Linked DNA regions of Homo sapiens: region 2 is linked to region 1. Evidence: read pairs that join two places in POLR2A ChIA-PET (ENCODE). Cell type or tissue: PC-3. All regions are shown on one strand. Links, peaks and the distances in the headings refer to the core of each region. The heading gives the core; the rest is flanking DNA. Region 1 has its middle 25 kb from the start of EIF5AL1. Region 2 has its middle 64 kb from the start of TMEM254.

The links. Peaks named below come from ENCODE experiments on the same cell type or tissue, not always from the same donor. Only the 100,000 strongest peaks of a DNase experiment are listed, where the experiment ranks them.
Region 2: POLR2A ChIA-PET joins it to region 1 with 5 read pairs; 1 of 35 experiments calls an interaction of 5 or more read pairs at or near these places.

Annotation. Positions count from the first base shown.
Region 1 is chr10:79,482,251-79,493,600 of GRCh38, reverse strand. No RefSeq gene overlaps it. Among named protein-coding and RNA genes, the nearest start is that of EIF5AL1, 25 kb to the left of the region's middle. RefSeq lists a cis regulatory region at 2,021-2,521 and an enhancer at 3,086-3,145. In PC-3, for the core only: CTCF peaks have their summits at 5,624 and 5,827 (motif pointing right); DNase peaks (open chromatin) are centred at 5,090 and 5,790; H3K27ac peaks cover 547 bases.
Region 2 is chr10:80,009,057-80,020,406 of GRCh38, reverse strand. No RefSeq gene overlaps it. Among named protein-coding and RNA genes, the nearest start is that of TMEM254, 64 kb to the left of the region's middle. In PC-3, for the core only: no CTCF peak of the experiment used is centred there; a DNase peak (open chromatin) is centred at 5,636.

The sequences.
Region 1 (11,350 bases), core at 3,673-6,172:
ATGGGGAGTGACTGCTTAATGCCTCTGCGGTTTCCTTTTCAGGTGGTGAAAAACGTTTTGGAACTAAATAGAGGTTGCACAGAGGTTGACAGCAGTGTCAATATACTAAATGCCACTCATCAAATGGCTAATTATTTGTAATGTGATCTCAATTTTTAAAAATGGGGCTAATGCAGTAGGCGCAGGGTACCTGCACCGCCCACCTCCCCAGCCTTGGCCACCTCTAGCTTCCCACTGCAGGGCCCACCAAACACCCTCCTCTGCTATCCTCCTTCAATTCCAGGCCAGCCTTGACCTGGCAGAGGGTTTTTAAACCACCTGATGCTGAGCCACTGCCCCTGGGGTTCCACAAATCTTAACACAATTGTCCCCATTTATTAAGCACCTATTGTATACTATGCCCTTGCTGAGGCAGTCCTACACCTCTGTCAGGCAGGCACATTCTCAAGCTCGACATGGGAGAGAGATGGCTCTCATTTCATGGGCTGATGGTGAGGACATGGTGTCCAGCCTGTCTCAGTAAGCACCCAGTGTGAGACAGCTGCTCCAGTCACTGTGAGATTATTGCAGTCTTTGTTTCACACGTGTCCAGGCTCTGGGCTCAAGTGACCTGTTCAAGCTCAGCCAGCTGGTGTGAAAGGTCCATTGGGCCTGTGACAATTGCAGGCCGAAACATGGAGTTTTGACACAGAGGAAAGGGAAATGGGCAGTTGTTTGAGGGTTGGGGCTCCTGGGACATGATGAAGAGGCCTGCAGAGCCCTGAGCCTGTGGCCTCAGAGAAGAGCAGGCCTGAGTAGGACAAGGACAGAACACAGGAGCTTCAGAACAGAGGGACAGACAGAAGGTAGAGGTAGTAGGAGCTGGAGGGGCAGGGAAGGCTGCACAGGACCCTCGGGAAACAAAGGGGTTTTTCTCACCTATAAAATGAGGCGATGACACCATCCCTGGAAGCAGATCTGGTAACCAGTCCCAAACCATAAGCAAGCAGCCTCAGGCCAGATGTAGCCAGCACTAGAAGCCATTCTGCTTCCTGGGCAGGGTCTTGAGCTGTCTCCAGCCCAGACAGAGTCCTCCAGGGCTCTAGAACTTCATCTGGTCATTTGTCCAGTAGTCTCAGCTGACAGATGAGGAAACTGAGGTCTGGAGCGGGTTTAAGGGACTTGCCCATGGTGTCATTGCAGAGTGCGGCTGGGGCCTGGGTCACACACTCCTTCACTGCACCACGCTGGAAACCTAGATTGATAAGAGACAACAGGGAGCCCAGGACCCGGTGGTGTGAGACTGAGGTCCCGGAAGGCCGCATGTCCCCAGTCTCTCTCCCTAGACTTCTCCCCTGTCCTGGAATCTCACCATTAGAGAAGGACTTGCTGGGAGTAAGGGGCCACCTACTACTCCATGTTTGGGGTTAGTTTATCATCCCAAGGTTGGGACTGTGTAGAGTCAGTCTTTCCCCTGAAGGTATCTTTGGGCCGGCTGCTCAGGCCTGTCATCCCAGCACTGTGGGAGGCCGAGGTGGGCATGATGCTTGGGCTCAGGAGTTCAAGACCATCCTGGGAAACATGTTGAAACCCCAACTCCACAAAAAATACAAAAATTAGCCAGCCATGTTGGTACCCACCTGTAGTCCCAGCTACTCAGGAGGCTGAAATGGGTGGATTGCTTAAGCCCAGTAGTTTGAGGCTGCAGTGACCTGAGATCACACCACTGCATTCCAGCCTGGGTGACAGACAGAGACCTTGTCTCAAAAAAAAAGTATCTTAGGAGACACCTAGTAGAATTCCCCATACAGTCCCTCAGTAAACCTGCAAGGGCAGATTTTCCCCCCAGCTTGGCTTGGATCCCTGTTTCTTTGGTGGACACCAGAAGGAGTAGCTGGCTTGTGTTTCAGGATCATGTATGATCATGCAGCACCATCTGTTCCCCCAGGGTCACTCCCAGCACCTAAATGAACTTGTACTGTGAGGGAGACTGGAGGCCCAGCGGGAGCAGATTCATGCCTCACCCTGGGGACCCATCACCAAGAGGAACTAGCATGGGGGTCTCCTGCACCAGCCAAGTCATTCTCTCCTCACTGTCACTCTGGACCAAGCGTGTTCTGTGGAAGTGGCCTGAGTCCCTGGTCATGGGCCGCTTGTATCTGGGGCAGGGGGTGAATCACTCACTCCCTGCATGCTCCTGGGCAGGTGTGTGGCAGGTCTTTTCCAGGCCACATGGTGGCGTGAAGAAAGAGCATGGGCTCAGAATCATCACAACTGGGTTTAAATCCTGGCTTTACCATTTCCTCTTTCTGTGAACCAGTCAAATTTCCCACCCTGTCTGGCTCTTGTTTCCTTATTTGTCAAAAAAAACCCAGCAAGATAGTTAAGGATATAACCAAACAAGCTTTTCATGTAACAAGCATTACACGTGTAACACACACACACACTCTCTCTCTCGCCTTTCCCTGGGGTGGGTGTGGAGATGTTGATAGGGACATGGAAAGGAGAGTCAGAGGTTGTTGCTCTGGGAGGCAGTTGGAAGGGACATTTAGGGACCTGGGGGAAGGAGGAGGCTGGGAAGGCTTGTGGGTGGGCGTACTACCAAACTAGGAGGCTCCACCCCAAGGCAGGTCCCGCCCCACCACACTGGGTAGAAGGTGTCCCAGGAAGCCTGCCCAGCCAGAGAACCAAGGGGTGGACAAAAAGGCAAACATCAAAGCTGGGCCAGAGGTTTTTGGCCAAATGAAGAGCAGCAGGAATATGTCTGGAGTTGAAAGGCCCAAGAAACCCCAGGTGTCTGAGCTCCCCAGGCTTCAGAGAGACCAGGGTTGAGTGGCTGGAGACTTCTGGATTCTGTCCAGACCCCTGGCTAGCCCTGCCTGGCTGTCTCTTTGACTCATGTATGGGGAAGAAAGGAGGGAACAGAGGGAGGAGAGGGGAAGCCACGCAGCTGTTCCTGAGTTGGGGGCCTCGGAAATTCGAGCTGAGCCACACGCTGCCGGCAGGCAGGAGAGGACCTCTTGAAAGCCACTTCTAAGGCCCTGGCCTGGCCTCGCCAGCAGCCCCAGGATTAGCTCTGCAGACTTCTCTGAGTCCTGGACATCTGCAGCCTGGAATCCCCCTCCCTCTCTCGCAGCCCCATGGGGCAGCCCCTGTGACAAGGGAAGGGAGAACAGACAGCTGTGACCTGGAAGGGGGGCTAGAAGGGCCTCTGGCTGGCCTAAAACTCAGAGATTGGGACAGAGCAATGGTGCAGGAGCCGACTGGGGCCTCATTCCAGAAATGCCTTCCCCTTTCTCCATCTTGTGAGCCTGAAAGAGATGGGGGTGAGGGAAAAATAAAAGGCAATAACATCTGCACAGGCCCACCAGGCACCAGGGAGGTGCTGGGTGCTGTACCTGATGCTTACCGCCATCTCAAAGTTGGTCTTATTACTTCTAGCCTTCATTTGAGAAGACAGGCTCAGAGAGGTTAGGTAAATTGCCCATAGTGACCCGGTAAGTTAGTAGTAGTGTCAAGACAGAAGGAAACCCAGAACTAGGTCAATCTACCTCTACATATTGAAGCCTCATTTTATCCAGAGCCCAAAGAATTAGAACCAGGCAGGTCCAGAACGGAACCCAGGGATGGGGTTAGCCTTGTTTGCCTGCTGAAGGCTCAGTGCAATCATTGGCTGCATCACTGAGGTAGAAAGAATACTGAGAAAGGGCTGGGCGCAGTGGCTCACACCTGTAATCCCAGCACTTTGGGAGACCAAGGCGGGCAGATCACAAGGTCAGGAGATCAAGACCATCCTGGCTAACACGGTGAAACCCCATCTCTACTAAAAATACAAAAATTAGCCGGGCGTGGTGGCAGGCGCCTGTAGTCCCAGCTACTCAAGAGGCTAAGGCAGGAGAATGGCGTGAACTGGGAGGCAGAGCTTTCAGTGAGCCGAGATCGCGCCGCTGCACTCCAGCCTGGGCAACAGAGCAAGACTCCATCTCAAAAAAGATAAATAAATAAAAGTAAAAATAAAGAATACTGAGAAGGGGGAAGGGATAATAGATTTTACAAATTGCTCCTGGGTGATGGTGTTCCCTTTCCACACTGCAGTGTGTCTGGAAGAAGAGATCAGGTGAGAGGTCAGCAAACTGAAGGCTCAGCTGGAAAAACTGGGGGCTATCCAGGTTAGAGAAGACTTAGAAGAGGCTGGACTGTTGTTGACCCTGAGTGGACACTTGTTCTCTGGGAACAGATTGAGCCAGGATTGGTTAGGTTTTGCTATAATAATAAACAATCCCCAAATCTCAGTGGCTCACACAGCCAAGGTTTATTTCTTGCTCACATTACATGTTCAACACAGGTCAGCATGGAGCTCTCCTCATCCTAGTTGCTCGGGGATTCAGGGCAAGTCAGGCTTCATGTAGGCATGAGCTCCCCAAGACACTGCAGCAATGGCATAGGAAAGAGGTAAGCCACACACTGGCTATTTAGGCTTCTGCTCACATTTCACTGGCCAAAGGAAGTCACATGGCAACACGTAACTTCATGGGGCCAGGAAGTGCAATCACACCTAGAGCCCATGTGCAGATAGGAATGATTGACTGGCAGCACTCGTGACTACCTCAAGGATTAAAAGGGTAACTGGGGCTGTGGATGAATGCATAAGGAAGTTGACTTTGAGTCCATTTAAGCATGGCCTTCCCAGGAAAATAGTGAGTACCTATCAACAGAAGTGGGTAAGCTATGGTGGGATAGGTGCATTGCATTGCACGAATGTCATAGAAGATTCTCCACCATCACTGGCTTCACGGACTTCGTACCATACAGAGCAGTGGCCATTAAAGGCAAGGGTGCTGAAGCCAAAGGTGCCTGTGTCCAAAACCCTCTCTCTCTTATTGGTTGTGTTACTTTGTGCAGATTACCTAATATCACTGGGCTCCAGTCTCCTCCTCTGCCATGTAGGGATAATAAGAAGTCCATAGAATCATTGTGAGGATTAAATAAGCCCATAGGTTGGGAAGCTCTGATCAAGTCAGTTGCTCTTGCTGTTGTTCTCATTCCTACCCAAGATCTTGTAACCGCCCCTCCCAGAATCCTTGGCCACATCCCTCCCCCGGCCTCTCACATCCCTAAGACATTAGTCAGCAACCAGGACAGGGTTGGGAAAGCTCTGTGCACTGGGCCAAGCAGGCAGATCTTTTCCCACTAGTGTCGCATGGTCTGCTGGGGTAGGTTACTTTCCCTAACCCACCCTGCTCCCCAGTAGGTTTCCTCCCCGTCCTGTCTCCCAGCCGGACTGCAAAGCCATTTCCTTCTTCAGCTCATCCCCAAATCTTCCCTGACAGCCATGGGTCTGATTTTGCCTTCTCCACAATGTCGTATAAATGGAGCCATACAGTATGATGTCTTTCTGCTCTCTTGATTTATCTGTTTTACAGATATTTGGCCGTATCAGATGGGGGATCTCCTCTCCCCCTTCCCCCCCATCCAGTTAGATGGCTGGCATTTGCTCCTTGGTTGTTATCTTTGTAAGTCTAAGTAGGATACTTCTATTTTCAGCTATAGACAGTGTCCCTGGGCTCCCCACTTTCAGAGATAAAGCTATCAGTGCCCCTATCCTTCCCATAAGATCTAAAATAACCATTTTAGAAACATCAGGAGGAGGTGTGGCAAAGTGAGGTGGTGTGTTTCAGAAACGGGTGTTGAAGGAGCACAGAGGAGCCAGGGGAGAGAGGCTTTCTGGAAGAGGCGGGGTTGAGCTGGGCCTTGTCCTCTTACATCTCTGAGGGCAGCTGCCAGCCAACCTGCTCTGGGAGGTCTGCAAGCCCTGATCTGCAGTATCTCACTTCAGACACCAGGGGGAAGGCAAGTGGCTTCGCTGTGGTCACCTGCACAGCCAGACCATGGGCGGCTCAGCTCTCCCCACCCAAATCCCTTAGCGGGGCGGGAGATCTAGGCTCTTAGCTCTCAGCCCTCCATCCTCATGGAGGCTTAAATCCTTAAGTGCCGTCCAATGCTGTGGCTTCCAGGACTTGTGTTCATTGGAGTTGTCTCATCTGCACTCATCATTTCTCAAAGTGTGGTTCCTGGAGCCCTGGCATGGGAATCAGTTTGTTAAGCACATAGATTCCTGGGCCAGGCTTCAGACCTCCTGTTAGGGATGGGCCCCAGGACTCTGCATGTTTAATTCTCTATCCGTGTTTCTCTCACACACAGGATGGAGTGAGGCCTCTGGATCAAGACTCGCCATGATCTCAGCCCCTCAAACCCCTCCACCCTTTTCTCTCCTACTGTCCATGGCAGTTTCCAGGGAAAGGGTCTGTAATTTGAGGAAACATATATTTGATTCCTGGAGATTCACTGGTCACACTACCATGTACAAGCCCTGTGGTAAAGAAACCTGTATGACTTTGTTAAACCTAGCATTTCCCCAAATTATTTGACAGGGAACCCCCTTTCCCACTGTTTAACAGCTGCTTACATCACACCATACACAAAAGGCTACCCTAACCACCTCAGGCCTGACCTGATGGTTCCCTCCACAGTCCCCCCAAACACCATGCACTTTGCCACTTCTATTCCATCCCCTCCCTCCCACAGGAAGGCTTCCCAGATTTCTGTAGCACACCTGGCCTGAGGCTTCTTGGGGTTCCAGCCTCAAATAACCCTCCCTTCTATGTCATTTTTAGACACTCACTGGATGCTCCAGTTCCAGCCATCTTAATGTAACAAAACCCCTTTCCTTCCTTTGTTCTCAAAGAGAAGCAAAGCCACAGGCTCTCCTGGACAATATCTCCAAGAGAGGAATTCCAATTCCAATTCCCACCTGTTCCATAGGCTGAGCCCCAGCAGTCAGCCCTGGTCTCCTCCCAGGTCACCATCTCATTCATCAACACTCGCTAATGCAGACCACTCACTCACTCAGTACCGCCCTAAGCTGACCTCCACAGCGCATACTCAGAGGGGACAAAAAGTCATTGCAGGCCAGGCACAGGGGCTCATGTCTGTAATCCCAGTACTTTAGGAGGCTGAGGCTGGAGAATCACTTGAGCCCAAAAGTTTGAGCCTGCATGAGCTACAATTGGGCCACTGCACTTCAGCCTGGGTGACAGAGTGAGACCCTATCTCAAAACAAAAGTCATTGCAGCTAAAGTCAAGAACCACCTGGATTTCCATTCTCCATCCATTTAGCTCAGTGGTTCCTAAATATTTGCATTTCAAGGACCTGTAAGCAAACTGCATCCCCTGCCCACATGGAAGGCCAAACAAGAGTCCTAACTTTTTATTTGGTCAAGGACTACATTAAAATATAATCCGTTCTGCATTTCAGTTTTGGAGCCTTTGAATAAGAATCATCCATCATTTTGTGAGATAATTTTAATCCAAAAAATTTTTTTGGAGATGGGATCTCACTGTTGCCCAGGTTGGAGTGCAGTGGTACAATCATTGCTCACTGCATCCTCCACCTCCTGGGATCAGGCAATCCTCCCACCCCAGCCTCCCAAGTAAGTGGGACTACAGGCTTTCACCACCATGCCTGGCTAATTTTTTATTTTTTGTAGAGACAGGGCCTCACTGCGTTGCTCAAGCTGGTCTGAAACTCCTGGGCTCAAGTGATCCTCCTGCTTCAGCCTTCCAAACTGCTGGGGTTACAGGCATGAGCTACCATGCTGGCCCCTCATTATAAATTTTAATAACATTTTTATTTTAATACCAAAATAAGTAAAAGGAACAGACTTTTAGAGTAAATAAAAATCCCCTGAATTAATCAATTTAATGTTATGGAACATTCACTATATTGTCCTCAACTTTTCTATTTTGTGTAAACAAATAAAAACCTCACTACAAAGCAGCTCATGTCCTTGAGCCAGGGTCTGGGAAGCAAGCAGACTTGTGCACCTAGTCCGAGTGTAGGTCCGAGCTGGAGACAGTATTGTGATTGCTGTACCAAGGCAGGAAGTCAGTTCTAGGCTTTCACATACATTTCATTTAATATGAAGACCTGGCATTTTAAATGAAAGGGAGATATTGTTGCCATTATTTTCTATATTACAAGAGTGAGTGAGCCACTGTGCCCTGCCAACTATCTTGACAATAGAAAAATCAATGTGTAGCCAATGGAATGCTCCATTAATGGGGGGAAAAACGTAAGAAAAGGGAGGAGTTAATAGTCTTATCATCATACAGGGTTGTCAAGATGGTGAATAGAATTAATTTTAAAAAAGAAATAGAAAATAAGTAATTGTTTAAATGTTCAAATATAGCCAGTAGAAAACAGATTAGAAGATAGATAGATAGATAGATAGATAGATAGATAGATAGATAGATAGATAGATGAATCAAAGAAGAAGAGAAAAAGGAGTTTATGTGAACTAAATGATTACTTTTCATTATCTAATGTTGGTAAATTAAGAAACAGATCCATAAGCAAACTCTACTTTAATGTAGAGTTACAGAGGCTAACCATCTAAATAAATACAAATAGAAATGGCTAAAAGACATTGCCTTGGGAAAGTGAATCAGGGGTAGAGAGAGTTGGACCAAAAAGCTTGTTCTTCATCACAAACACGTATGCAACATTCTTGGTTTTAAAAAAATATATAGGCTGGGTGCGGTGGTGCATGCCTGTAGTCCCAGCTACTCGGGAGGCTGAGGTAGAAGGATTGCCCAGGAGAGTGAGCTGTAGTGAGCTATGTTTGCGCTGCTGCACACCAGCCTGGGTGACAGAGCAAACCCTGTGTCTAAAGAAACAAAAACAAAAACAATTCCCTCCCAATACAATGCGATATATTATTTTCATGTTGATTTTTAATTTAAAAACCACCTTCTCCATAAATAGATTTTAAAAACCGATGCTCAGAAAGATGAAGCGCCTTCATTGAGGTTACAACGCTCAGAAGAGGAGGGACCAGGAGTGGACACCCTATCTGCTGATACCAGCTCCCCCGAGCTGTGTAGGGCAGCTCCAAGGAACCCTGAGAGCTCCTTCTCACCCAGCCTCCATGATTTGCCATCCAGCAGGCCACCATGTCTTTGCCCCTGCCCTTTTCTCTGCCTGGTGTATCCCTTCCAACTTTGCTCCCTGGAATTTGCCCGTTGATTTTTCATGACCCAGCCTACTGTCCATTCCTCCATGACTATGACTCTCTTTTGTCCTCCCTCTGTACTCTGTCCCAAATATTTATAATCTCACAGGATCATAAATATTTCGCTATCCACTTGTCCATTTTGCTGTCTCATTTGCTAGACTGTGAACGTCTCAAGGCAGTAGTTTGTATTTTATTCAACCCTGCATCGCAACTCCCACTCCAGTGTCTGCCACTGAGCATTCAGAAGTGTCTGGGGAATTTGTGAATGGGTGGAGTGCATGTGTCTCTGACCCTAAGATTCTGGGCTGGTGGCCCGAGGCCCCAAACCCTGGCTGCAGGCCTGACAGCTGTGGAGGAGGCTGTTCCATCAGGTTCAAACTCATCCCTAAATGACTTTCCCACCCCCAGCCTTCATATTCTGCCACCCTCTGGCTTCCTTTTCTTCCTCCCTCATCCCAAGTCTTATCTGCAAATCTCAGCACTCCCAAAGGCATGTTTTAAGAGCCAAGTGGAGCCTTCCATCTGGAATGAATTAAATCACTGACAGAGTTATGTCCCCAAGTCAGCAGGAACTCCAGGAAGGCTTTGGGAAAAGACCAGACCTTTCCTCCTTACAGGAACTAACTCAGAAGAAAAATAATGTGTTGGTAAGAGTTGCCCAAAGTTGGGGGAGCCGGGAGACGGATGAATTGAGCAAATCTCTTGCTAGATGTGTGCCCCATGCAGGTTTTCAGAGTCTCTAGGCCTCTTTTCTCACCTGGATAACAGGAACTGTGCCACGTGGGGATTAAATGAGCCAAAGCTTGAGGAGGTGTTGGTAATAGTGCTACCTGAGAGTGGGTGCACAGTCTACGTGTGAGCCTTCTTTCTTCTCTTATTCTTTTTCTCTATTTTTGTTTTTACTTTTGTCATAATTATCTATGGACGTAGTTTAAAAGACAAATTATTCTTTTGCTATGACAAGAACCAGTTTCCTACCCTGTTCCCACTGTTTCTTTTTCCCCAGAGGCAATCACTCTCAACTCTTTTTACAGTAATTATTCTGGTATTTACTTTCATATTTCGAAATAACTTGTTTGTGTTGATACTTTTTGTATTTTCCATTTCAAGACTTACCAATGGACTTTCTACTGTGAAAAATAAGAGTCTGGTCTCTTTGACATACACCTCTCCTATCCTCTTTGCCACCCCTCTCTCTCTCTCTCACACACACACACACACACACACACACACACACACTTCCTGTGCTGCCCCCCATCTTCCCATTCTGATTTTGTTGTAATTTTGGTTAGAGCCATTTTCAGGATTCACATTTATTATAGTGTAAACACTATCGACAGCTGAGACATAAATTATATCACAGTTACTTTTTCTCTTCCAAACAGTATTTTCTCCTCTGGAATTAATCATTATCATTTTGTTCTATTTTTTTTAATGTTTTGTAGACTTCATTTTATCTGCCAAAACACTAATTCAGCTGTGTAAATCTCCTCTCAGTGTGTTCAGCCCTAATTGAGAATCTAGCATTTCTGTCTTTTTAGAAAAATTCCTTCTAGGCCCCTCTGACCAGCTCCTCTTTGGCTGCCTGTCTCCGGGCTCACTGCACAGTTGGCCACAGGGATCTTCTTTCGCCTTTGTTCTTTGTCTCTCTTGTGTTACATCTGTTTTCTGGATGCCAAGTCTTTCTCTTTCTTCGTTTACACCCTCATTTTGGGTGGGGCGCTTCTTCTAGTAGCTCCTGCAAGTGGGGGCTGTTGAGGCAAATACCTAAAAATATTCTTACTCTACCCTCACACTTGATTGATAATTTTGCTGGACATAGAATTTGAGTTTGAAAATAATCTGCCCTCAAAATTTTGAAGGCATTCCTGCACTGCCTCCTAGCTACTGTGTGCCTGGCAAAGTCTAATGCCCTCGCAATGACTGATTCTTTCTATGTAACCTGTTTGTATCTCTGTCATCTTTAAGCATCTTCTTCTTCCTCCAAATGTTCCAACATTTCATCATCTTGTCTCTTGTTGGGGATCTATTTTCATCAATTGTGCAGGACTCCTGCTGAGTCTTTTTGATCTGAGAATGGATGTCTTTCAGTTCTAGGAACATTTCCTGAGTCATTTTTTGATGACTGTCTTCCCCAGCATTCTCTCTGCTCTGTTTCTGGTGCTTCTATTGGTCAGATGTTGGACCTTGAACTTGTCCTTTGATTTTCTCATCTTTTCTTTCTTGATTTCAATGTCTATATTTTTTTCTCTACTTTCTGACAGAGTTTCTGAATTTCATTTTCCTTTCTAATGAAT
Region 2 (11,350 bases), core at 4,576-7,075, 530 kb before region 1:
GGGAGCCGAGATCATGCCACTGTGCTCCAGCGTGGGCAACAGAGTGAGACTGTCCAAAAAAAAAAAAGTCATCTGCTTTAGGTAGGATGCTGAGGAACATGACAAAACCAGTGAATCCATGAGCATGGGCCCATTGCTATACCTCACTTGCTAGGAACTGAACTCCTTGGTTGGAAGCAATGTTGTATGGAGTACCATGACAGCAGATAAGGCATTCTGTCAGTTTACAGATAATTCTTTTGGCTGAAGGATTGGGTGCAGGGAAGGCAAAAGCATATGCAGCATGTCTATTCCAGTAAGAACAAACTTCATTCCTTCTACAATGGTAGTGGTCTAATGTAATTATTTTTCCTCTAGGTATAGCTTATCACCCTGGGTGATGGTGCCATACTGGGGACTCAGTGTTAGCCTCTGATGCTTTCTGTAGGTTTGATTAGGAGTGTCCAATGGTGATAAATTGCCACATTTAGTGATGAACCCAGTGCCCTCTCTATTACTGGAACTGGTCATTAGTGCTTTTAAAGTTTTTTTTTTTTTTGAGATGGAGTCTTGCTGTCACCCACGCTGGAGTGCAGTGGAGTGATCTTGGCTCACTGCAACCTCTGCCTCCCGGCTCAAGCGATTCTTCTGCCTCAGCCTCCTGAGTAGCTGGGATTACAGGTGCCCACACCACGCCTGGCTAATTTTTGTGTTTTTAGTAGAGACGGGGGTTTCACCATGTTGGTCAGGCTGGTCTTGAACTCTTGAACTCGTGATTCACTCACCTTGGCCTCCCAAAGTGTTGGGATTACAGTTGGGAGCCACCGTGCCTGGCCAGTGCCCTTAAAGTTTATTTGATTAGAGAACCAATTTCAGAAACCCAGAATCAATTCAGAAAACTCATCTGTAACATTCTTTGTTATACAGCCACTGACTGTACCAATATCTGGGTCAGTCAAAATTCAACCAGAGTAACAGAATCAGTTTTCAAGGAAACTGACTTACACAATTGTGGGGACTGACTAGGCAGGAAGGAAATTTGTAGGGAAAGGTAAGATGACACTCTCAGGCAGGAGCTAAAGTTGCTCTCCAGTCCCACCCGCATTACAGTGAATAATCTGTTTTGGGTAAAGCCAATTGATTTTATATATTAATCACACATGCAAAATGCATTTATAGCAACACCTGCATTCATGTTTGATGGAAAAACTGCAAACCTTAGACTAGCTAACTTGACATATGGCCAGACCACCATATTGATGATGGAATAAAATAAGTTGCAGGAAAAGCTGAGGAGAATGTGAAAAGTACAAGATAAGGCGAGACTCTCCATTCGTTAAATAGCATGGACAAGTCAAAATAATTAAGAAATAAAAGAACCTGAACACAGAGAAGAAAATGCTTAAATATGTGGAAACTAGAGAGCAGAGAACCAAAGTCATATTTGGAAAAGTATCATGATAGATGCAAAATTACGTAGTAGAATCTGTACTTCTACTTAAAATTCATCTTACCCTTAATCTAATTACTTCAAAATCCTTTTAAGTGGTGTTAAATATTTAATGAAGGGATTCAGTAGAAAGGTATTTAAGAAATGGGTGTGGCCAGGCTCAGTGGCTCATGCCTGTAATCCCAGCACTTTCGGTGGCCAGGCGGGTGGATCACCTGAGGTCAGGATTTGGAGAGATGGGTGGGCCACCCTGTGTTTTGTTGTATCTTGTGTCTCTGGCAGTTGTTCTGTGAAGCCACTAGATTCTGGAATCCAGGCCACTCTTCCCAGTATGGATTTGGCCAAAAGTTCAAATGGTAAGTTCCTATCAGCCTGCTGGCTGTTCTCTGTGTTGATGCCAAAGGGCTTGTTTGTTTTCTAGAGTTTATGAAAGTTTAAATCACGGCTGGGAGCAGTGGCTCATGCCTGTAATCCCATCACTTTTGGAGGCCGAGGTGGGAGGATCACCTGAGGTCAGGAGTTCGAGACCAGCTTGGCCAACATGGTGAAACCTCATCTCTACTAAAAATACAAAAATCAGCTGGGCGTGGTGATGGGCACCTGTAATCCCAGTTACTTTGGAGGCTGAGGCAGGATAATTGCTTGAACCCAGGAGGTGGAGGTTGCAGTGAGCCGAGATCGCACCATTTCAGTCCAGCCTGGGTGACAGAGAAAGACTCTGTCTCAAAAAAAAAAAAAGTTGAAATCATGAAACCATGATTAGAAGGATGTGTTTTAACCTTTTAGTTTTTTACATGATATTTACCTGTTTTATTAATTTTACGCATTTTTCTAATTCTGTTGCTTCCTATTTTCTTGCATGTTACTATTGTGGAATTTCTGTAAGCTTTTGCTCTGTATACTTAGATCATTGCCTATCATATTTCCTAAAAGATGAATTTACACTTATATGTGTCCTTACTAGCATGACTTAAGATATGTTGCTAAAGTAAAAACATAGAGTCATCAATGGATATATTGGCTTTCCGTCTGAAATAATGCCAGCAATTTTAATCTATAAGCACATTCTTCATACTCTTTTATTCCTTTGTGTCTTTGCTAGGCTCACTAGAAAGAGAGGCCCGGCGAAAGAGGATTGTTTTGAACCAGAGTCAAAAAGATACCCTCCAGGCATGGTTTGAAAAGAATCCCTATCCTGGTATAGCTGCCAGGGATCAACTGGCCAAAGAAATTGGCATTCCAGAGCCTAGAATTCAGGTAGGCATTTGGTTTCTATTTATTTTCTTTCAAAGTTAAGTAAAGAGAAAAGCTAGGCTAAGCACTTTCAAGCAATTCTCTTAGGTCTCTATTTTGCCATGAAGTTTATTCCTGTTATGTAGTGAAAAAAATAAAACAAGAGCAATAACTCTGTGTATATCTCTTGTTTTTTTTCTTTCTGAGACAGGATGTCACTCTGTCACTCAGACTGGAGTGTAATGGCTCAATCACAGCTCACTGCAGCCTCGACTTCCTGGGCTCAATCAGTCCTCCCATTTCAGCCTTCTGCGTAGCTGGGACTACAGGCACAAGCCACCATGACCGACTAATTTTTTTTTTTTTTTGAGGCTGAGTCTTGCTCTGTTGTCCAGGCTGGAATGCAGTGGTGCAATCTCAGCTCACTGCAGCCTCCACCTCCGGGGTTCAAACGATTCTGCTGCCTCAGCCTCCTGAGTAGTTGGGACTACAGGCATGCACCACCACGCCTGGCTAATTTTCATATTTTTAGTAGATAGGGCTTCGCCACGTTGGCCAGGCTGGTCTGGAACTCCTGACCTCAGGTGATCCGCCTGCCTCGGCCTCCCAAAGTGTTGGGATTACAGGCGTGAGCCACTGCACCGGTCCCAGCTAATTTTAAAAAGTTTTTGTATAGATATGGTCTTGCCATCTTGCCCAGGCTGGTCTGAAACTCCTGGGCTCAAGCAATCTTCCCACCTCAGTTTCCCAAAGTGCTGAGGTTATAGGTGTGAGCCACCACATCTGGCCCTAATTTTTTTTAAGCTAATGTCCCTAATTTGATTCATACACAAGAAATTCTATATTGAATTATTTTGAATAAAATTATTGATGCAATAATTAAACTAAGATAATTTTTTAACTTATTAAAGAGATAAGGCATATAATTGTCCCAAGTGAGATGGTATTTAAACCAATGAAGATAAGTGGATATGTCTTTTTAGGGGTAAAAATTGAGTTCAGGTGTTAGCATCTAATATACAGTCTCTGATTAATTGGTTATAATGACCTCAATTTTTGAAAATGCTCAAGAGGATAAAATTTTATGTTTTTAATTGCCTGATGGGTTCGTCCTGCCTACTGTGCAGATGAAACCAATTAACTGAGACCAAGGCATTGCAATAAAGAATTTAATTGACATGAGGTTGGCCTCACCACGTGGAGAAGTAGTTTTTACTTAAATCAACCTCCCTGAAAATTCAGAGGCTAGGATTTTTCAAGGATAGTTTGGCAGGTAAGGGAACGGATGTACCTGATTAGGTGGGGATGTAATCATACGGGTGTGGAATATGGTCCTCCTGTGCTGAGTCTGCATCTGGGTGGGCCCACAGGGTGGCTGGCAGTCTGGGTGGAGCTATCAGTTGTCAGAAGTGCAAAAACCTGTAAGACATCTCAAAAGGCCAATCTTAGGTTCTACAATAGTGATGTTATCTGGAGGAGTAATTGGGGAAATTGTGACCTGTGTAATAATGGCTGGTAATCCTTTAGGCCTCCACATCAGCAGAATTCAGGCTCCTCTTATCCTCCTATCCTGGTGGTCTTTCATTAGCTTTACAAAGGCAGTTTTGGGGAAGGGCTATTATCATTTAAACTATAAACTAAATGTCTCCCAAAGTTAGCTTCGCCCAGGCCCAGGAATGCCTAGGGATAGTTTGGAGGTTAAAGGTAAACTGGGCTGGGTGTAGTGGCATGCACCTGTAGTCTCAGATACTTGGGAGGTTGAGGCAGGAGAGTAGCCTGAGCCCGGGAGGTGGAGGTTGCAGTGAGCCAATATTGCACCACTGCACTCTAGCCTGGGCCGCAAAGCAAGACCCTGTCTCAAAAGTAGATAAATTAATTAATAAAGGCAAGGTGGGGGCTGGTTAGTTCAGATCTCTTCCACTGTCATAATTTTCTCACTGTTATAACTTTTGCAAAGGCAGTTTCATGTTTAGATGATCTGTTCTGGGTATGGGAGATAGGGTTTACTCAAATTCTGGTAATAAAATTGCTGCATGTGAGAAGACCTGGTGATTGGCTGCCTGAGAGGTACTGAGCTCGTTGGAACCTATGGTGAGAAGGAAAGGCCAGGAAACAATGTAAGGTGCTGTTAGCTCTCATATGGTATTCATAAAGGCATTCATTAGTTTAGATTCCAGCTGTGTGTAAGACTTTTTATCTAAAAATATTTTGATTAATTAATTTAGATAACAGATATAGGCTTTGAGCACAATGCTTGGGAATTAAAAGCAGATCAATAGTGCCGATGAAAAGAGTTAAACTCTGTAAAATATTTTGTATTTTTTTGTTTTGTTTTTGAACTTTTTGGGTTTTTTTTCTTATTTTCCTTTTTCTTCTTTTTTCTTTTTCTCTTTATCTTTTTTGATTTTTCATTTTTTGAGACGGAGTTTTTGCTCTGTTGCTCAGGCTGGAGTGCAGTGGCACGATCTTGGCTCACTGCAACCTCCACCTCCTAGATTCAAGCAATTCTCCTGACTCAACCTCCCAAGTAGCTGGGATTGCAGGTGCCCGCCACCAGGCCCATCTCTACTAAAAATACAAAAAATTAGCCAGGTGTTGTGGTGCCCACCTGTAATCCCAGCTACTCGGGAGGCTGAGGCAAGAGAATTGCTTGAACCCAGGAGGCGGAGGTTGCAGTGAGCCTAGATGGCACCATTGCACTCCAGCCTCGATGAGAGAGCAAGACTTCATCCAAAAAAAAAACCCGACAATAAATAAATATATAAATACATAAATAAAAGATAAAAAATAAAATAATGCATTTTAATTAGCATGTAATGAGCAGTGAGGATGATCGGAGATCACTTTCGTGACCATCTTGGTTTTGGTTGGCTTCTTTACTGCAGGCTGTTCTATCAGCAAGGTCTTTGTGACCTGTATCTTGTGCTGACTTCCATCTCTCATCCTGTGACTGAGAATGACTGACTACCTGGGAATGCAGCCCAGTAGGTCTCAGCCTCATTTTAACCAGCCCCTATTCCAGATGGAGCCACTCTGGTTCAAACATCTCAGACAACAGGAGAAACGACATACAGATTTATTTAACGTGTACACAGGAGTCTTCAGAATGAAGACCCAACTTCCCAAAGAGTTACAGAAACTTATATACCATCCTGAGGCCACTAAAAAATATAGACTTGGAGCATGGTCCGAAACAAGTAAATCAGGTTTAGTGGCAAGACAGGTTAAGAGAGAGAAAGGAAGAAGGTGGACTAGCATAGTTGGCCTTGTTATATGGATGATACCTCCCTCAAAGAGAATAGATGGTAAGCCGTTGTTTTTTGTTTTGTTTTGAGACAAGACTGCCATCTGTCACCCAGGCTGGAGTGCAGTGGTGTGATCCTTGCTTACTGCAGCCTTGACCTCCCAGGTTCAATCAATCTGCCCACCTCAGCTTCCTGAGTAGCTGGGACTACAGGTGCATGCCAGCACACCTGGCCAATTTTTTTTTTTTTCTTTGTAGAGATGAGGTTTTGCCATATTGCCCAGGCTGGTCTCAAACTCCCGAGCTCAAGTGATCAGCTTGCCTTGGCCTCCCAAAGTGCTAGCATTATAGGAATGAGCCATGGCACCCAGCGGTAAATGTTTCTTTTCAGACTTTTAAAGGTGTCAGACTTGGCTGGGCGTGGTGGCTCATGCCTGTAATCCCAGCACTTTGGGAGGCAGAGGTGGGCAGATCTGCTCCCGTTCCTCCTTCCAAGTTTTTCAGCAGCAAACAGTCATTTGTACTGGCTTTTCTCCCATTCTACATGTCCTTTGTTCCTTGGGATCCCCCTGGGAGCTGCATGAGCCAGGGACCAGGGGTCATGATGCTTCAGCCTACCCAGGGTGTGCAGGGAGAGAGCTCTCACTCTCCTTTGACACTTAGAAGTCCTGTGTCAATAGTACCAATTCTATGAGTGGGGCTGTCACATATGCAGACTCCTTTCTGACCCCCATACCAAGGAAGATGCCAAGGTGACAAGGGGAACAAGCACACTGGCCTGGTAGTGCTGCCCTTTAAGAATCTGGCTCAGCCTCAGCCTGGTGACCCTAAACAGCAATGGCATGGCCTGGGTCAGCAAGACACACTCTCTCTATGCAATGCTGGAATGAGTGTCTCCAGTCTCTTGTTGCTGATGGGAACCTTGTAAAAGGACCTGCATATCCTGGACAAACTGAGACACAGGTGGCAGCACAGGCCCCACCCCTTTTAAAGCCATCGCACTACTTGACTGACCATACCAGCACTATGGATAAACTTCAAGCTTTTTAGGTTAACTTCTGTCTGCCACAGATTCTCAGGAAAAGATATCATCTTTCTAAGCAGATGACAGTCCATGACCTGAATAACCGCTTAGTGAAGATTTTCAGATTCTGCTCCACATGCTGGGAAGTTCGCCAAGGCTTTAGATTTAGGAGGAGGATTTTTTTTTTTTTTTTTATGACCTCGATCCAGGCCTCCTTTCCTTGGATGCAAAATTAGTGTGATATAAAGGAAAATGAACAACAAGCACATTGTGGTACTGGTGAAAGAAGTGCCTACCATTTTGAAGCCCAAAGGGGAGTGCTTATTTTTTAATTTTTAATTGTAAAAATAAAATATTTAATTTACAGTCTTGACAATTACTAAGTGTACAGTTTGGTAATGTTAATTATATTCACATTGTTGTGCAATAGATAGCTGTAAGTTTTTTTATTTTTATTTTTTGTTTGAGACAGTCTCGCTCTGTCACCCTGGCTGGAGTGCAGTGGTGTGATCTCAGCTTGTTGCAATCTCTGCCTCCCGGGTTCAAGCGATTCTTCTGCTTCAGCCTCCCAAGTAGCTGGGACAACAGGCGTGTGCCACCACGCCTGGCTAATTTTTTGTATTTTTAGTAGAGACAGGGTTTTGTCATGTTGGCCAGGCTGGTCTCGAATTCCTGACCTCAGGTGATCTGCCCACCTCGGCCTCCCAAAGTGCTGGGATTACAGGTGTGAGCCACCACACCCAGCCAGTTAAAGCCTCATTTAATCATAGTTACTTCTTTAAAGGTCTTATCTGCAAATACAATCCTGTTGAGGTTGGGACTTCAACACGTGAATTTGGGAGGGACACAATTTGGTCTGTAACGCTCTTATTTACAACTCCTGATTTCCCCTTTTCCTATCCCCTGCCAACCACCATTCTACTTTCTGTTCTGATGAGTTTGATTGCTTTACATACCTCACATAAGTAGAATCATACAGCATTTACTTTATGTAACTGGCTTATTTCACTTGGTATAATATCCTCAAGGTTCTACGTGGCCTGTGATGGGATTTCCTTTGTTAAAGGCTGAATAATATTCCATTTAATGTATATGCCACATTTTGTTTATCCATTCATGTATCAATGGACATTTGGGTTGCTTCTCTTGGCTATCATGAATAATGCTGCAATGAACATAGGTGTACAAATATGTCTTTGAGATCCTACTTTTAATTCTATTGGCATATACCCAGAAGTGGGATTGCTGGACATGGTAATTCCATTTTTTGTTGTTTGAGGAAGCTTTCTAATGTTTCTCATAGCAGCTGTACCATTTTACATTCCCACCAGCAGTGTACAAGAATTCTCACTTATCTACATCCTCATCAACACGTGTCACTTTTTGTTGCTTTGATAGTGGCCATCCTCATGGGTGTCAGGTGATATCTCACTGTGCTTTTGATTTGCAGTTCTCTAATGATTAGTGATGTTAAGCATCGTTTCACATGTATGCCTTTTTTGGATAAATGTCTATTTAAGTTATTTGTTCATTGTTCAATCGAGTTTTTTGTTGTTGAGTTATAGGAATTCTTATATATTATGTGACTTATATTATTTTTTGAGACAGGGTCTTACTCCATGCCCAGGCTGGAGTGATGTGGTGCAATCTTGGCTCACTGCAGCCTCAACCTCTTTGAGCTCAGGTGACCCTCCCACCTCAGCTTCCCAAGTAGCAGGGACTACAGGTGTGTGTCACCATGCCTGGCTATTTTTTGTATTTTTCACAGAGACAGGGTTTTGTCATGTTGGCCAGGCTGATCTAGAACTCCTGGGCTCAAGTGATCTCCCCACTTCGGCCTCTCAAAGTGCTGGGACTATAGGTGTGAGCCACGGTGCCCAGTTGGAATTCTTTATATATTCTTGATATTAACCCCTTATCAGATATAATTTGCAAACATTTTCTCCCATCCCATAGCTTGCCTTTCACTTTGTGTTCTTTGATCCACATAGGTTTTAACATTGGATATGGTCCTATTTGTCTATTTTTGCTTTTGTTGCCTGAGCTTTTAGTGTCAATCCAAGAAATCATGGACTATTTAACTTCATGAAGCTTTTCCCTTATGATTTCTTTTTATTTTATTTATTTATTTATTTATTTATTTATTTATTTATTTATTTATATTTATAGAGGTGAGGTCTCCCTATGTTGCCCAGGCTGGTCTTGAACTCCTGGACTCAAGCCATCCTCCTGCCTTGGCCTCCCAAAATGTTGGGATTATTGGTGTGAACCACCATGCCTGGCCTCCCTTATGATTTCTTTTTCAAATGAGGATAAGCCACCCTCCCTTATGATTTCTTATAGGAGTTTTATACTTTTAGGTCTAACTCATAATGAATGGAAGATTTAAATGTAAGGCTTCAAAGTATAATATGAGGCCAGGCGTGGTGGCTCATGCCTGTAATCCCAGCACTTTGGGATGCTGAAGCAGGAGGGTCACTTGAGGTCAGGGGTTCGAGACTAGCCAGTTTGAGACCAAAATTAGCTGGGTGTGGTGTCACATGTCTTTAATCCCAGCTACTTGGGAGGCTGAGGCAGGAGATTCACGTGAACCTGGGAAGTGGAGGTTGTGGTGAGATGAGATTGCGCCATGGCACTCTAGCCTGGACAACAAGAGGAACACTCCGTCAAAAAAAAGTATAATATGAAATTTATAAGATGAAAATTAGCTCAAAATGAATGGAATATTTAAATGTAAATTTTCATATATGGTGTAAGGTAAGGATCCAACTTCATTATTTCGCATGTAAGTGTTCAATTTTCCCAACTCTATATCTTGAAGACACTGTCCTTTCTGCATTGTATGATCTTGGTCCTCTTGTTGAAGACCATTCGACTACATTTTCCTGAGTTTATTTCTGATCTCTTTATTTTGTTTTATTGGTCTATATGTTTGCCTTTATGCCAGTACCATACTCTGTTGGTTACTATCAATTTATAATTAGTTTTGAAATCAGAAATTGTGAGATCTCCAAATTTGTTCTTCTGTTTCAAGATTGTTTTGGCTATTTTGCTTTTCTCTGAGATTCCATAGGAATTTTGTTTTTGTTTTATTGAGATAGTCTCACTCAACTCACAATTGCCCAGGCTGGAGTGCACTGGCACCATCCTGGTTCACTGCAACCTCAGCCTCCCAGGTTCAAGTGATTCCCCTGCCTTAGCCTCCCAAGTAGCTGGGATTACAGGCATGCGCCACCACACCCAGCTAATTTTTGTATTTTTAGTAGAGGTGGGGTTTCACCATGTTGGCTAGGCTGGTCTCGAACTCCTGACCTCAAGAGATCCACCTGCCTTGGCCTCCCAAAGTGCTGGGATTACAGGTGTGAGCCACTGCACTGGGCCCAGATTCCATAGGAATTTTAAGGTAGTTTTTCCTATTTCTATAAAATGCTATTGAAATTTTGATAGGGATTGCATTTAATCTATAGGTTTTAAATAGTATGAGAATCTTAGCAATATTAAATCTTGAAATTCAGGAACACAAGATTGCTTTCATTTATTTGTGTTTTGTTAAATTTGGCTCAACGTTATGAAATTTTGAGTATACAAGCCTTTTGCCTCCTTGGTTAAGTTTATTCTTAAATATTTTATTTCTTTTAGTGCTTTTTTTTTCGATATATAGGTAAGCCCAGCTGTGTGATGCTTTCATAATGGGATCGTTTTCTTCTTTTTCAGATTTTTTTTTTTTTTTTGAGACAGAGTCTCGCTTTGCCGCCCATGCTGGAGTGCAGTGGCATGATCTCGGCTCACTGCAAGCTCTGCCTCTTGGGTTCACGCCATTCTCCTGCCTCAGCCTCCCGAGCAGCTGGGACTACAGGCACACACCACCACGCCCAGATAATTTTTCGTACTTTTAGTAGAGACAGGGTTTCACCCTGTTAGCCAGGATGGTCTTGATCTCCTGACCTCATGATCCACCTGCCTCAGCCTCCCAAAGTGCTGGGATTACAGGCGTGAGCCACTGTGCCTGGCTTTTTTTTTTTTTTTTTTTTTTTTGTGACAGAGTCTCACTCTGTCTTGCTCAGGCTGGAGTACAATGGCACCATCTTGGCTCACCACAACCTCTGCCTCCCAGGTTTAAGCAATTTTCCTGCCTCAGCCTCCTGAGTAGCTGGCATTACAGGTATGCACCACCATGCGTGGCTAATTTTTGTATTTTTAGTAGAGACGGGGTTTCACCATGTTGGTCAGGCTGGTCTCAAACTCCTGACCTCATGATCCGCCGCCTCAGCCTCCCAAAGTGCTGGAATTACAGACATGAGCCACTGCACCTGGCTACTCAGATTGTTAATTGTTAATGTATAGAAACACATTTGATCTTTGTATGCTGATTTTTTTTAAAATCCTGTAACTTTGATGAATTTGTTCATTATTTCTAATA